Regions from separate parts of the Mus musculus genome. Here region 1 is linked to region 2. A link is a loop called in an ENCODE intact Hi-C map of the cell type or tissue named here. Cell type or tissue: left cerebral cortex. All regions are shown on one strand.

Region 1 (8,000 bases), 58 kb before region 2:
CCTGCCTCAGCCTCCTGAGTGCTGAGAATTAATTAAAGGCATGTACCACCACTGCCTGGCTGTCAAAACTATCTTAAAGCCAGCCCAGGTATCTCAGGGTCGAGTCCCAACTTCCATCTCTTCACCCTGAGTGCTCTTTGTGACTTTGAACTTCTTTTGCCCCCTGGGAAACTTGTAAGCTGCTTTGCAGAAAAGAGGTCCGCGCCTCCCCATCTCTCAAGCCTAGGTGCAACCTCAACAGGTGCAGAGAAAAGAGAGTGAATGGAAAATCGACTATAGATTGTCATGATCTTATATAAGTCACCCAGCCTGGGAACCACCCCATTCCTTGCTCTGAAGAATAGCTCAGTGGGTAGAGTACTTGCCTAGCATGGCTCAAGTCCTGGGTTCGAGCCCAAGAACTGCATAAGTCTGTCATGGCACATAACAGTTTGGGGTCATCTTTCTTGGCTACACAACAAGCTTGAAACCAGCCTGGGGTACATGAGATTCCATTTAAAAACAAAAGCCTCAAATTGTGGGATTCATGGGAGCCGAGGATCAACTAATAGATGGGAACTTATACAGATCAGTTATTATAACAAATTATAGCAGTTCTAACCTCTGCCATCTAAGAGAAGGATTGTCTTCTAGCTCGAGGCTTTTCTTGGTGGTCTTCAGTCATCCTGGCTCCCAGGAGAAGCGAGCAGCCTCCACCCTTTCTTCCAAGGCCCTCTGCTGAACTGTGAGGTCATTTCATTCCTTGTTTCAGATTTGGAGCCACTGGTTAGTGGCACCATGAGTCTGGCCTCTCTGTGTAGGCAGAGTTTCTGATTTAAAAGCTGTTATGGGGTGGGTGCATATATCTCGGGTGTTTTAGAGTAGTTTTCTGGCCTTTGTACTCTGGCTCATTGATTGATAACTCTCAGACCAGGCATTGAATCCCTTCATTAAGTCCTTCCACAAATATGTAATATATATATATGTGTGTGTGTGTGTGTGTGTATACCCATATACACATATATACATAAATACATGTCTTAGGGTTTCATTGCTGTGAACAGACACCAGGACCAAGGCAACTTTTATAAAGGACAACATTTAATTGGGGCTAGATTATTTCAGAAGTCTACTACATTATCATCATGGTGGGAAGCATGACACCATCCAGGCAGATATGGTACTGGAGAAGGAGCTGAGAGGTCTACATCTTGATCCAAAGGCAGCCAGGAAGAGACCTTCTTCCTAAGACAGCTAAGAGGAGGCTCTCTTTCTACTGGGTGGAGCTTGACCTCAAAGCCCGCCTACAGTGACACACTTCCTCTAACAGTGACACACCTCCTCTAACAAGGCCACACCTCCTATGCAAAGTCCCACTTCCCATAGTCCAAGCATATTCAAACCACAATATATATGTATACACGTGTGTATATATGCATATATATGTATAAATACACATATGTTTATATACATATATATGTATACACACACACACACACACATACCTGTGGCCACTTTGTGAGTCTGGTCATTTATGCCACGTTGGCTACGGTTGAACGGCCACTTGGAAGACCTTGGTCCAGGTGCTTCACTTTCCCTGGCCTGGTCCCTTACCTGTTATAAAGGTAAGATCCCAGAGGCTGCCGGAAGGGTTAAGGGAAAATTGTCCTAATAGGGCCTAGACTGCGCTCAGCAGGAAGACCTACTGAGTTGATGCCTATAAATAAAGCTTAGTCACCCTTTAACTTCCAGGGTATATTCTTCTCGTAGGTACGTTCTCTCTCGTATAACACATAGCACACCTTTGCTAATGTATACCATTTGTGTGTTTCAGACACTTTCCTGAGCCCCGGATCTTTCCCCCTTCTGGAACTATCCCACCATACGGATTTATCTCTTGAGAATCCCCACACCATGGACCTCATCGGGCTGCTGAAGTCCCAGTTTCTATGTCACCTGGTCTTCTGCTACGTGTTCATCGCCTCGGGGCTCATTGTCAACGCCATCCAGCTGTGCACGCTGGTCATCTGGCCCATCAACAAGCAGCTGTTCCGCAAGATCAATGCCAGACTCTGCTACTGCGTCTCCAGCCGTAAGATCCATGCCCTTCACGTTTGCTTATAACCCAGATGGGAAGCTCAGCCCCTGGCTCCTCACAGGCACTTGCTAGGCAGGCACGCTGGGCCAGGCTGCTGTCTCTCACTCTTTTCTGCTTTAGATTTGAAATGCCCATTTTTGTCCCTACTCTACAAAAAAAAAAAAAAAAAAAAAAATCCTTCCAGTGAGAGGTGCCAATAGCACAAAGCTGAGCAGCCATGAAGGATGGACTGGCGACAGTAAATATGCCTTCTATATAGCTGCTTCTCCCGATTTCCTTCTCAGAAGTGAGTGGTCCATTCTTGCTTAGTTATCCTGACTCTATGGCTGGTGTATACCCGAGCACAGTGTGCTCTCTCTGGGTCTGTGGATAGATACATACAATTCACATGCAGTACAGCATGTTGCCGCTCTGTCTGTAGGTAGATACATACAATTCACATGCAATTTTGGTTTGGTTTGGTTTGCGGTGCTGGGAGTCAAGTATATATGTATCTTTGAAAACTAAATGGCATCATACTATATTGCTCTCCTCCTTGTGTTTTTCCCCTTGTCTTGCTTTGTGATTGTCATGGACATATATGCAGTTCTAAGAGACAAAGCAGTGAACCCTAAATTCCCTACAGGGTGGTGTAAGGGAAAAGGGATAGACTCGGCTCTCTGCCCCAGCATCCTGTGCTAGTGCTCATTACCTAAATGGTAGCTGTGTTTGTCAGGGTCCCTAGAGGAACAGAACTGATAGAGTGAATAAATGTACATATACATCTATACATGCATACACACACACACACACACACACACACACACACACACACACACACACACATACATGCACAAATAATGACAACTATTCCTCAGGTGTGCCCAGCTGCTTAGGTTTTTAGTTAATTCCAGATTTATTCAAGTTGGCAGCCGAGATTAGATCATTGGAGTATAGTATTCTAGCCAGGAAACTGATGCTCACATGATCTAACAAACCTGCTTAGCTGCTAAGCTGTCTAAAACGTAACTCATTTGGCCAGAGCTTCTACAGTTGAAAGCAGGGCATCAGTGCATTGTTGCAACATCTAGTGGTGAGTTTTGCTCTCGATAAAGATGAAACTTATAATTATTCCCTAAGCTGGAAGATACTGCTCCATTATTAGCTCCACGTGTGGCCGAAAATGTATTCAAAATAGAGTGTTTTTCGTTCAAACTAAGCAATGGAAGTGTCTCTGTGGCCTTAGATTATGACGAAGAGACAAATATATTATCTTTCTGAAACAAAGAACATTGAAATTGAATTTAAAAGTGCTTCTTAAAACAGCAAGGACTCTACAGGTTTGGTTTGGTTTTCAAGACCACTATGTAGTCCAAACCAGTTTTGAACTTGGTAATCCTCCTTCTCTGCCTTTTGAATGTTGGGATTCCGGCCACGGGTCATCATGCCCAGCGTTATATTCTTAACTTGTAAACTTTATTTTTATTATTTTTCAGTGTGTGTATGCGCACATGCATACGTGTGTGCACTCATGAGCGTGCATATGAGTATAGATGCCCATAGAGGACAGAAGAGGCCATCGGATTCCCCTGAAGTAGAGTTACAGGTGGCTGTGAACCTTCTGACACGGGTGCTGGGTACTGAACTCCAGTCCTCTGCAAGAGCTAAAGTATGTTTCTTGACAGCTGAGCCATTTATCCAGTCCTATGTATTTTTAATTGACACATTGATCATATATATTTGTAAGGTATATCCAGTATCCTGATACATGTATACAAAGCAGGCTAGCAGGCACCTGCATTGTTTTGTACTTGGTTTCCTCCTTTGGGCTGGTAACATTTCAGATCCTAGCTACACACCCTATATAGAAGCTTCTTTAATGTAGGATGGCTTTCAAGGTAAAAAGACTCTTGTAACTATGTGTCTGGATGTAGCTCAAGTCGGCTATGTTGGCCTTGCTCTGAGGTTGGCACAGTAGTTGCTTGTGTAGCTTCATGAGCTGTAATACATGTTGGCAGTATGGGTGAGTGACACAGAGCCTAGACTACAGCGGTTTGTGGGATTTCTCTGGGATGCAGCATTTAAGTGGAACAGGTTCTCTGCCTGCCCTGGCTGTAGTGATGCTTGGCTTTGGGGTCAGTAAACACATGAGGTGGTGTGTAGCTGTTAGAGTTGAGGGTTGTGTACAGGTTGAGTAGTGTGTGAGGACCATACTGATGATCAGGGTGGTTCCCTGTCTCTGTCTGAGCTACAGAGGTGTCTTTGCAGAACATTTCAGTGGGGGAAGGGGTATGGGGAAAGGGGACTGTCAGTCAGTCTTCTTGGGGAGGGCTTCCTATCTGCTCCCTGGTGTCTAGGTGACAAGAGGCTCAAGGAAGGATAGAGAACTTCCAAGCAATGGGATTGTGCATACCACAGCTTTGCCTCCCTCCCAGAATACATGATAGTAGATCCAACACCAGGCAGGCTGACCAGCTGTTCACAGGGTTCAACACTGGGGCTGTAGGCCTGCTTCCAAGGTGTCTCCGTGGGCTGAGCTACTCAGGAGGCATCACAGTTGCTTCCTGTGGGGAAGGTGTGGGTAGACACAACCACTTGTCTGCTTCCCAGGTGGTCCTGTAGACTGAGCCACTCTGGAAGGGCAGCAGGCTGCTTCCAGGGGAGTGGGAGTATAGCAGGGCCACCTGGCGGGTTTAAGGGCCAAGATGAAGACATGTGGAAGACAGCTGCCTGGTTTTTTCACAAGACCCCTGCTGGGCATTTTGCAGCCTGAATCTGGGTAGGCATGGTAGATGGCTGGCTGTCTTGTAGAGCCATGCAGCAGTGCGGATACTCAACAGTTACTGTGCAGGGGCATGACTGACAAAAGCTACATGAACTTCCAGCAGACAGTCTTCTGGCTATGTCTTGAGGCTCTTTGCTTACTGAGCAAAGTCCCTCTTACTTTAGGGATAATCTCTTGGATATATGAAAGAAAGGTTAAGTTATGAGACTTGGCCCCTTTGTAAGATGTATCTCCACAGGACTCTGGTGTTCTGCCTGAAACAGCAGTTTGTTCCTTGTTTCCTTCCATTTGTTGTAGAGAGAAACATTTCCAGCTCTTCTTGTCAACCGTTATGCAATCCCATCATCCTTTATGTGCCGTATTTTGTAAATTCAAAAATTCTTATGAGGGAAAAAGGTTGCAGCAACAATCTCATTCACAGTTCCCTTCCCCGACTCAGAATTCGCAGTGGGTCTGATACTATTCCTAATGTTTGATGTTTTGTATCAGAGGCTTTTTCTATATTCGAAGAATGTTCACAAAATCATACAACTGGATGCCTTTAATCCATTGTCTACGGCTTACTGTCTTCAAGCGCCCATTAAGCCCAGAGCCACAGAATGTGCCTTCCTATGTCACATACTTTATTCTAGTGTGGCTCTAGTATTTGGGCATCCGCAGAGGTACAGGAAAAGGAATATTTGTCGGGGCGGGCACAGAAAGCAGAAGGCGGAATCACAGCTGTGGGAAGAGGGAAGGCTTGGTGTAACCAAGGGAGAGAAGACAGCTGGCTCAGGGGGATGTTACTTTGTTTTTAAATACTTTCCCACACTACAGCAGGAGGGAGAGTTAGCTATATAAAATTAGGTTTAACAAAGCAATGCTGGTTGTCTTTTTTTCTTTTTCTTTTTCTCTTCTTTTCTTTTTCTTTTTCTTTTATTTTAATACCATTTAGAGGACTTGCATACTCTTCAGGCTGTTCCAAAATCTGCCACTTTGAAAATCGGAGATCATGTCTGTTTGCCCTGTCATAAACCCTATCCAGATTGCAAACAGACAGCTAAAAGCCAGGTTCTCATTTAGAAGTAAGTCAGAAAAGAGGCTCAGACTTGGTGTTTAAGAGCTGCATCTCCTGTGGAGATATTTGGGGAGCGGGGGTGTTCACCTACTTGTTTCTGATGGAAATTATAATGAGTAACAATGTAAAAGGAAAGATGAATTTTAATATCATTATAAATCAATTGAAATACTCAGAACAAATCCCAAATGAAAATCCATAATGAACTGTTTGAGACAAGTGGCATTTCCGGCGTGCGTGAAGTTGATGGTAAGCAGTCTTTACAGAAGGCTTGAGGTCTTGGCATGTCCCACGTGCTCTGTCCCCATTTGCCCTTTGGGTCAAGCAGTGCAGAGTCATTGCTGCAACAGTGTGAATGGAGAAGGAGTGAGCTCTGATGAGGAGCCAGCATGGTTCCCAGAGAGAGAGAGAGAGAGAGAGAGAGAGAGAGAGAGAGAGAGAGAGAGAATGTGGTAGACAGGGTGTATGATCCATGCTGGGCTTGCATTCCATCTGATGCATCTGACTAGGAATTGTGTCCCCCCACAGCCCTATCTCCACAGCATCCCATGTTTGGAGCATCATCCCAGCAGGCATTAGGGAGCAGAGGCAGTTTGAAATACATCTTGTTTTCCTAGCTGTCTCTGATTGAAAGACTGTTGTTTGCCCGGCCAGACAAGACCAGACCGTGTGCAACACTCTCCTGGGCCTGTGGTTCTACAGCCTATGGGTCATGGGCCGGGCAGCAGCTTGATGAGCAGAGAGTTGTACCATGTTGGTTTGGCCTGCCTTGCGGTATTCTCTCCGAATTAAGGTTCAAACCTCTGTTCATGGGGTTCAATGGTTTCTTCTGGCAAGCAGAAAACCTGCTGCATCTATCATTTGCAGCTGATTCTGTAAGAGAATGCAGGATACATTGTTTCCTGGGGTTGCACCCTGGTTACATTTCACTAACAAAGTTTGGTCATCCTCTGTTTTCCTGTTAAATATTTTCCTGTTAAGAATTTGAGCTCATTGTCACCAGGGAGTGCAGGGCAGCATGCAACTCTGAGGACGCTCCCATACCAAAGACCACAATGACTTCAGTAACAAAGCACAGAATGGATGCTGTACTCCACAGCAGGACACAGGGAAGATTGGTGAATAATTGACTTCAGGGTGGGGCTTGCCTTTCTTTTCCTTGATTTTGTTTTCCTCACTATGTATAGAAAAAGAAGCTATGTCAGACCCACCCTGTGCGCTGGCAGAAGAAGGAGCCAACCGAGCAAGCTCCTTTAAGGTCAAAAAATGAAGATATTGTAAAGTGGGTAGAGGTTGGGTTGCTCTGTGCATAGCAGTGTCTAGGGCATCTGTGCTTTTTAATCTCTAGGGAAAAAAGGCTGACACAGGTCACTCTGACATTTTGCTGTTTTTTTTTTCCCCCTGACACTATAGACTTCAAACTACAGCAACAGAACCAGAAAACTTAGTAGTCTATTAATGTCAGGAGGAAAAAAAGGTGGCGTGGAAGGCTGGAATGAAGCTCCTATTTTAGCAAAGACTGGAGAAATAAAACAAAATGAAAATGTTTCCAGCCTCAGCCCTGACCCTGCACTTGGGGCCTGGCTGCCAAGTTCACTGTCCCTGTACATGCGTCCAGGACATCTGAGTCTGCCCAGTAGAGTCTGTGAGCTCTGCTGCTTCTGGTTTCACCTGGCAGTTAGCCTTATACCACCCCACAGAATCCCTGCCATGGGCAAAGAGAAAAGACAGATGGGGGAAGGAGGGAGACAACTCTTGGTGCTAGGATGCCAAACAAAGTATTTTTTAAATTTAATTAAATAATTAAATTAAATAATTATTACATAATTATTTAATAATAATTAATTTAAAATAGTTTAATTAAAAAATTAATATGTGTGTGTGTGTGTGTGTGTGTGCACCCGCGTGTGTGTATGTGAATGTTAGTTTGTGCACATGAGATCATGTGCCCATGGAGGCCAGAGGGGTTGGAGTCTCCTGGAACTAGGGTTACAGGTGGTTGTGAGCTGTCTGATTTTATAGTCTAGAAACTGAATCTAGGTCCTCTGCAGGAGCGGTGCATGCATGCTCTTAACCACTGAGCCATTTCTATAACCTCCAAA
Region 2 (8,000 bases):
GCTAAATCCCCAACCCCCGGGAATACAGACTCTTGAGTCACCTCTAGTTGAAGCCCTAGATTCTCACAACCCACTAGGGCAGCCTTCTCCACCAGCTACCAAAGGCCAAGTGCTAACACTCACTTGTGTCTCACAGGAGAACCACAAACAGGAAGTGCACCCAAGAATGCAGCTATGATTGATTGGCTGGGTGAGACTGACCACCCACCCAGCCCAGTAGCTGCCCTGGTAGACCCAACAGCACCTCTGTGGGTGGTAGTGTGGGTCATTCTGTAATTCCTGAGCACTCCATATGTAATTTTTGCAAGATCCAGTATAGAATCTTAAAAATAAGTTTTAACTTCCAGAAAGAAGAGCTTAATTTGCCCGTGGAAGTTTTGTGTTTGGATCCATTTGCTCTCATCAGAGATTAAAGTGAGGTCAGGCAGGAATGTCCCTTCCTGTTCCCTGGAGTCTGACGTCTAGTGTGGACACAGGGCAGTGAGCTACTAGGGTGGACTATGACCCCAAAGATGGTTTGGTTATCAGGGTGACAGGCACAAGAGTAAGATCATCTCTAATCAGGCAGTTTACTCCCTCATCTGAGACTTTAAAGTTACTCCATGCTGAGAAGAAAAAGCTGGGTGTAGATGTAGGTGAGGCCTCCTCAGAAGTTTACCTCAGGGCCCCAAGCATGATAGAAATGCTACGAGTCTTAGCCATGAAGACACTGAGTGGAAGATAGGAAAAGGGGAGAGAAGGGAGTGGGTGATGTGAAATGCCTGCTCTTCCCTTCAGGCAGCGAAGGCTTAGGACCTTAATAGACAGCTGTCAAAAAAGTGCTCAGCTGCCTACAACGGTCCACACTGCCGGTGTGGGTGGGTGAGCATCCATCTCAGTCAGGGAGCGTCTCAGTCGATTCCATAGTGGAGAGTAAAAATACGAATGGTGGCGGTGGTCAGGGTGCCGAGTGGGTAAAGGGCTTGCCAGGCAAGTATGGGACCTGAGTGTGTATCCCCATAACTTCCGTGCAGCTCAGGACACGTAGTGCGAGTGTCTGGAATTCTACTGCTCCTACGGGGAGGTGAGCAGTGGAGACTGGAGAGTCCCCAGACACTCGTGGGCCGTCTAACCTGGCACGTACAACCGACAAACAACAAGATGCTCTGCCTCAAACAATGTAGAAGGCAGGGACTGATACCTGGAGTTGTCCCCTGGCCTCCATGTGTCTGCATTCTGCATTCATGCACATGAATGTGCTCTCTCTCTCTCTCTCTCTTTCTCTCTCTCTCACACACAGAGAAAGAGAGAGAGAGACAGACACAGACAGACAGACAGACAAGTCCAGCAAAGTGAAAGTCATTTTGCATCTCCCTGACTCATTAGATTCCCAAGTTCCCCACCCCACCCCTGGTGCCCACACAGTGTGGTCATGGAGCAACTGTTGGAGACTAACCACAGCTACCCTGGCCTGAGGAGTTTGGCTATTTCCAGCCGCAGAGATGAATAAGAGCATCCATTTGAGCCAAGTTGATTTCCCAGCTTCCCCTGCTCCCCATGCCAGCTATGGGGCTCCTCAAACTCTGCTGGCCTCTGCTCGCTAGTCTGTCACGTCATGAATCTTGCTGGCCTTGCCTGTACGAACTCAGTGGCTTTGCTGATGGGTTGATCTGTGGGATGGTATTCTATAGACTTGCCAGACAGAACTTCAGGTTGGGCTTGGTGAACACACAGATGTCAATCATCTAGGAGGGCTGTGGTCCATGAGAGAGTATCCTCAAGCATCTGTGCACATCTGCAGACCCCTGTCCATGGAGCAGCCCACCCAGGGATGAGTCAATGCAGTGGGAAAGAGGAAGGACTCCAAGCCCAAAGGCTTTGGCTTTGTAGCCTTTGGTATGGCTGGCTATTCCTTCCCCATAAGAGCTCCAAGAGCCATGTCTCCTTCACAGATACCCTGAGGTGGTTCTTCTATTTCAGAACTCCAAAGTCCTGGCCAAGAAAGAACTGGCTTATGTCCCAATCATTGGCTGGATGTGGTACTTCGTGGAAATGATCTTTTGCACACGCAAGTGGGAGCAAGATCGGCAGACGGTTGCCAAGAGCCTGCTGCACCTCCGGGACTACCCAGAGAAGTATCTGGTACGTAGGCAAAAGAGCCGTGTGCTGTCTGGCTCCTGTGGAATTATGTGTGGCTACCACACATAGGAGTCACTTTAGGACTCTTCTGCGGGTGACCACTGAATTGAGTATGACCTGGAATGACATGTGACCTGAGGGCACTTTGGGGCTGACCTGGCGTCAAGTGTGACTATGAACTTCTTTGGCACTGTGGCCTCTGGTTGAGCTTGGGGTTGTGTGAGCGTGGGATCCTCCTGTGTGACCATTCATTATCTTTTGCTTTTCAGTTCCTGATCCACTGTGAGGGCACACGGTTCACAGAGAAGAAACACCAAATCAGCATGCAGGTGGCCCAAGCCAAGGGGCTGCCCAGCCTCAAACACCACCTGCTGCCGCGCACCAAAGGCTTTGCTATTACTGTGAAGTGCTTGCGAGATGTTGGTAAGGATGCTGGCTAAACAGGGGATCTTTGAGGCTAGGTGGGACCTGGGACAAGAGGCAGGTTCCAGTCTGGTTGGGCACCTCACGTTTCTGCATCCCAGTGAATACTTCCCTCTGCTGGTCAACGGCGGTACTGCACTGTGAGTGCAGAAGGTGCAGGCTCCCTGGAGGACCCCTGAGATGGCCTGGCCATGGAGCTGCAGTCTTTGAGGCCATCTCTTGCTTGTCTATTGCTGACAACCACCTGTAGATGATCTGACCTGTACTCTAGGGCAGCTGACCCATGAGTCTGGAGTCTTAAGCCAGTGTAGATAAAAAGCAGAAGGCAGCAGTGGTCAGTTGCCACTGGCATTCTAACATGACTTCTTACATTTCCTTATTAACCTTTCTCTTCAGTTTAAAACATGTTTCTTGTTTTCATAGGTAAGCCCTTCCTCTCACATCTCTTACTCCCTGGGCCTTCGGCTCCAAAAGAGGCTTGACTTTTTACCTGGGCTGGATAGGACTTGACACTGCTTCAAGTGTGAAGGCACCACAGAGCTTGGGCAGGCCTTCCTAGAGCTTCATGTGTTGGGCATGCCAGGAAAATGCTTTATCCCAGAGGAAGAGGTGGGCCAAGCTGGCCCTACTCTGTTGCCAGAGGCAGGTCAGATGTGGCTTCTGGCTCCCTGCTACTAGCTTCTATAGCCTTGTCGTTATCTCTTGTGCGGGGGTCTTCCTTAGCCCCCATGGCAAGGATTTAACCAGGGCACCAAGGACATCAACAGGTTAAATATCTTCTGGGCTAGTGCCCACTTTAGGCATCAGAGCCCACCAATGACAGGAGAGTGGTTGGGCCTTTAAGGACAGTGCCTCTAGATACTCCTATAAGGCAGCATGGGGACCCTTTCCCATTGAGAAAGATAGTGGACCTACAGACCTGTAGCGGGGTTAGGCATCAGGGGAAAGAAACGGATGGTGATTTTATAACATTGAATTCGTGTTCTTCATATTTCCAAGTGATCCAGGGATGGTTTACAATTTCAGTGATTCCCCTGCTACTTTTACTAACATTAACTGCAGACGTCTAAAGCTGTCAGGCCCGGGTCAGGATCATATACATCATCGTTAGTACAGTGGGCTCCGCCTGCATGTGTAACTGGCATCTGTCACCTCAGCCCTGTGTGATGATGGCTTTGTAAGCTCACTCTCCAGAACACCTAAGTTTGGAAGATTGCGTGATGCAGCTAAGCAAACTTCCCACTGCTGGGAAAAGGCGGCTGTGGGCGCCACACCCAGCCGCACTGATTCCTGCCTTTCTCTGCTGCCATCTGTTTCCACCATGTTTTTACACATTCTACCCACTTGCTTCTGTCATTAAGTCATCCGTTCTTTGATCCAATAAGCATTTCTGGAGCCTGACCTGGGTCCCAGGGCTCCCGCAGCAAGGTTGGATGGAATGTGGAATATAGCGACGAGATAACTTGGAATGCGCTTATAGGATAAGTTACTGTTACAGGGGCTTTTAGGGCTCTCATTTGGGCTTTCATAGTAAAGAAATAGAGACATCTATATTAGAAGCCTGTTACCCTTTCTGCTGGGCGCAGTCTCCTGAGTTATCCATCCAGAGTCACTGTTAGCCTCCTTGCTCTGTTCCTCCCCCAGCTCCAGCCTCCAGCTCCTTATTCATCAAAAGCCATTCCTCCTTCCTGATTCAAAAAGGCTTATTAGCATAGTGGGCGAAGTTCCACAGCTTACTCACTCTGAACCAATCAGTAGCAGGACTACCCCACACATTAGCATAGGAGGTGAGGTCTCACAGCTTACTCACTCTGAATCAATCAGCATCAGGGTTACACCATATATACATCCGCGCGGAGAGCGTGGGTGATAGGTTTCCCAAGGAGTTACCACTGAATAGGACTATTAACTTGGCCACTACCTTTTCCCTCCAGGATTTAGATGTAACACTCTGACTTTGTGGCTGCTTCATTTTGGGAGGGCACAAAAATGCTCACAGAAAGGGTTACACTGGGCCTGCAGAGATGGCTTAGCTGATACGAGTGCTGACTGCACTTGCAGAGGACTGGAATTCAGTTCTCACTGTTATTACCTGGTGGCTCACAACTGCCTGTAAATCCAGCAACGGGGATGCGATGCTCTCTTCAGGTCTCATGTGTACATATGCCCACATAGACATGCACCCACATTGTTACAAAGTAAGTCTTTTATAAAAAAAGGAAAATGGTATTTGATAACTTTATAAATCATGGCTATCGTTCTATAACAGACACATCCTTAGATGAACCTAGGTCATCTCCTACCCATATTTGTTCAAATATCGGTATTTGTGACTACAGTAGGCTCTGCCTACTAGAAAGTTGCTTATTAGCATCCTTATCAGTATAGAATTGACAGTCATGACTGCTTTAAAGCCCACATGACCACAGGAATTACTCTGTTTCTATGACTCGCTTACAGTTGGCTTTCTGATTACAAAAGATGATACATGTTCAATGTAGAGTGGGTGAACAATCTAGAAAAACCCAAGGAAGAGGTCTCTATCATGCGTGTCATTGGTAGACAGGTTACGGCGTGTGTATGTCTTCCAGTGTGTGTGTGTGACTACCAAGCAGAACTGGCCTCACCTGCTATATACTACCTTGTTTGTCTTGTCTTATAGTCCCAGCTGTATATGACTGTACACTCAATTTCAGAAACAATGAAAACCCAACACTGCTGGGAGTCTTAAATGGAAAGAAATATCACGCTGACTGCTACGTTCGGTAAGCTGGCCCTGCTTCCTTCCTAGAAATGGGAGGGCTTGTTTCTAAGTGCTAAATGACAAGGAGTCCGCCTCCAGCAACGTCTGCTTGCCACTGAACTTCTCCCCAGTTATTTATATTATGAACTCAGGAGGCATAGCACACCTACTGCACACCCTGGAGAGGATGCCGTCCCTTCCAGCTCTTTCAAATCTGTTAACTGGCTTGGCTCAGTTTGTCTCGCTCCCCTCTCAGAGCTCTGGGCGGACAGACAGGAGGCCAGTACTCACTATCAGTCATTCTTTGTGGACACATTTCCTACAAAGATGGATCTGCTCTTTGCAAAGACAAGCCAATTTTTTTCTTTCTTTTCTGTTATTATTATTATTGCCTGCTTAATGGCTTACCCAATGCGCCCCTTGATCTCCAGAATGTCACCAAGACTAGTGGAATGACAATGGGAAGATGTAGCAGGCAGGAAGTCACGGGGCCATTTGCTCAACAACCTTATGCATTAAAATCCAGTCTGCGTTGGGTCAGGTGGCTCTGGTTCCCTATGCCGTAGTCATCTCGAAGGCCATCCAGGAGACCCTGAAACATCCTCATACAAGCAGACAGATGGTACAGAGCTTTCTGGGTAAAGAGACCTTCAGATGCCAAATCCCAGTACACCGTGATGAAATCACAACTCTGTCGAGTCACTCAAAATGTCTAAATATACAAACGCATTTGTGGACTGCCAGCCTGGGTTAACTCCCTGGAACTGCTTCCAGCTTTTCCACAAAATGAGGACGAAGCACCATCAACCACTGCCGCCCAAGAAACTCCTCAAGCCGACTTCCACCCCCTGCCCCTACTACCAGAGACAGAGTGGGTCCTTTCTCTCTGGAGTTTCTTTAACACTTGACAAGAGCTCCACTCAGCTGGATTCTTGTAGGGTACAAGATCGTTTGACATCCACAAGGGTTGGCGGGGGGGGGGGGGCAGGGTTAGTAACTGTAGTTTTCTGGAGTATATGTGGGAACTGGTGTAGAGTACATAGCCAACTATGATCCTTTCAAGTTCACCTACAAAGCCAGCAAGTGTTCATGGCCACCAGGGAAGGGTCCTTATGCTGCCCATCACACCTTTTTGTGTGTAGTAGCCCACTTAATACGACTGGGACATTCTAAGTAAATACTACAGTGCCATATAAAGAATTAACACATCTAGGGCACTACCGACCAGCACAGGCTTAAAAAGAGTAAAACTCCCTAAGGCCCAGCTAGTCAAGTGAAGCTCATTTCCTGGGCAGAGTAACTCAGAGGTCTCTATTCTGTCCAGATGCCCTTCTCACATGCCTGACCTTCCAGCACCTGCCTCAATGTGGCCGTGCCCCAGTGGAGGGCAAAGGAGCTGCGTGTGAGATGGTCCGCCATTACTGTTGCTCCTTGGTCGAAGAAAGTACTAGTGTGTTGTCCTGTATGCATGGATTCTGCACCTATCACAAAGAACACGGAGCAGCACTGTCCTCTCGGGTGGAAGCAGTGTTGGGTTTGGGGAGGTGGAAGGCGGAGAAAGGCAGACCCTCACTCCTGACAGTATCTCTCTGTCATTGACTTGACCCTTCTACTGGCCCATGGACTGCCCCCCTTGCCTCCTCCACAGGGTTTAGTCTGCAGCCAAAACTGTCACTCAGACACTGGCCTGGGGGCTCCGTGTGGTTGCTACTCTCAGCTACCTGCTCTCTGCTTTTGCAGGAGGATCCCCATGGAGGACATTCCGGAGGATGAGGACAAGTGCTCTGCCTGGTTACACAAGCTCTACCAGGAGAAGGTGAGTGCACCTGCGGGGTTTAGGGTTTGAGATGCCGTTCTCATGGGTGGGCACTGGGAGCCAGTTATTGGTGTCCCAAAGGATCAACATGTCAAGCACTGGAAGAACATAGAGGAAGTACATTGTTAGGTGGCCTCACAGAAAGTAAAACCATCACGTACGTGCATGTAGTGGACCAACAGATTAGTAATGGCTGTTCTGTATGATCCAAAGAACAAACAACAACGGCTGGCCCGATGGGTTTCAAGTGAGTGAGCTTATTGCCACGCAGTAATCAAAAGGAGGGGAAAGACCCACAGTGAGCATCCTCAATGGAGGAATCACCTGAATGACAGCCATGCTGGAGTTCTCAACGGAGCTCCCTGCTCACGGATGAACTTCTGCCTTCCTCTTTCTGTCCACCTACCGTGCAGATGTCTCAAGGGTGTCCACATTTCTATTTCTCTGAGCTGCTTGCTATTTTCCTTCCTCCCTGTTGCATTCCGGGGCCAGCCATCCAGCACAGTTATGGAGGACAGTTGACATAAGCAAGCTCAATGAGACAAGGGAGAGAGAGAGAGAGCCTCCTTGTTCCCAGAATCCCCTTCATCAAGCACAGACAGAATAGGACAGTTTACTGGTACACTGTACATCAGTGGTCCCATAGCCCTGGGGTCTTCCCCATGCCTATCACCCAGGCGTGTTTCCCCATTGGAGGGCTCACGTCAGTAACAGATGTGGTCTTGACTGTTCCTGCGTAAACTCCATCACTTCAATTTGGTCCTGCAAGGCCCCCTTACCTTCCTGGTCCAGCTCCCCAGCTCTGCCTGCTTGGCTTGGTTTTACACAGCCTCCTCCCTTCCCAAGATGTAAGCAGGGTGCAAGGAGAACCTAATTATCATTGCCCCAACTTGACCTCAT

What was found. Peaks named below come from ENCODE experiments on the same cell type or tissue, not always from the same donor. Only the 100,000 strongest peaks of a DNase experiment are listed, where the experiment ranks them.
Region 1: it touches region 2 in a loop (5-fold over the local background); 7 of 42 quality-filtered maps call a loop at or near these places.

What each region holds. Positions count from the first base shown.
Region 1 is chr17:12,149,879-12,157,878 of GRCm38, forward strand. Agpat4 (1-acylglycerol-3-phosphate O-acyltransferase 4 (lysophosphatidic acid acyltransferase, delta)) reads left to right here. Exons shown (of 9, transcript NM_026644.2): 2 at 1,814-2,071. The coding sequence starts at 1,894. Among named protein-coding and RNA genes, the nearest start is that of Agpat4, 35 kb to the left of the region's middle. In left cerebral cortex, no CTCF peak of the experiment used is centred here; DNase peaks (open chromatin) are centred at 4,873, 5,130, 5,573 and 5,922; H3K27ac peaks cover 1,654 bases.
Region 2 is chr17:12,208,252-12,216,251 of GRCm38, forward strand. Agpat4 (1-acylglycerol-3-phosphate O-acyltransferase 4 (lysophosphatidic acid acyltransferase, delta)) reads left to right here. Exons shown (of 9, transcript NM_026644.2): 4 at 1,960-2,121; 5 at 2,388-2,541; 6 at 5,204-5,306; 7 at 7,025-7,100. Among named protein-coding and RNA genes, the nearest start is that of Gm46605, 52 kb to the right of the region's middle. In left cerebral cortex, a CTCF peak has its summit at 2,673 (motif pointing left); DNase peaks (open chromatin) are centred at 2,053, 2,654, 3,861, 4,295 and 2 more places; H3K27ac peaks cover 1,713 bases.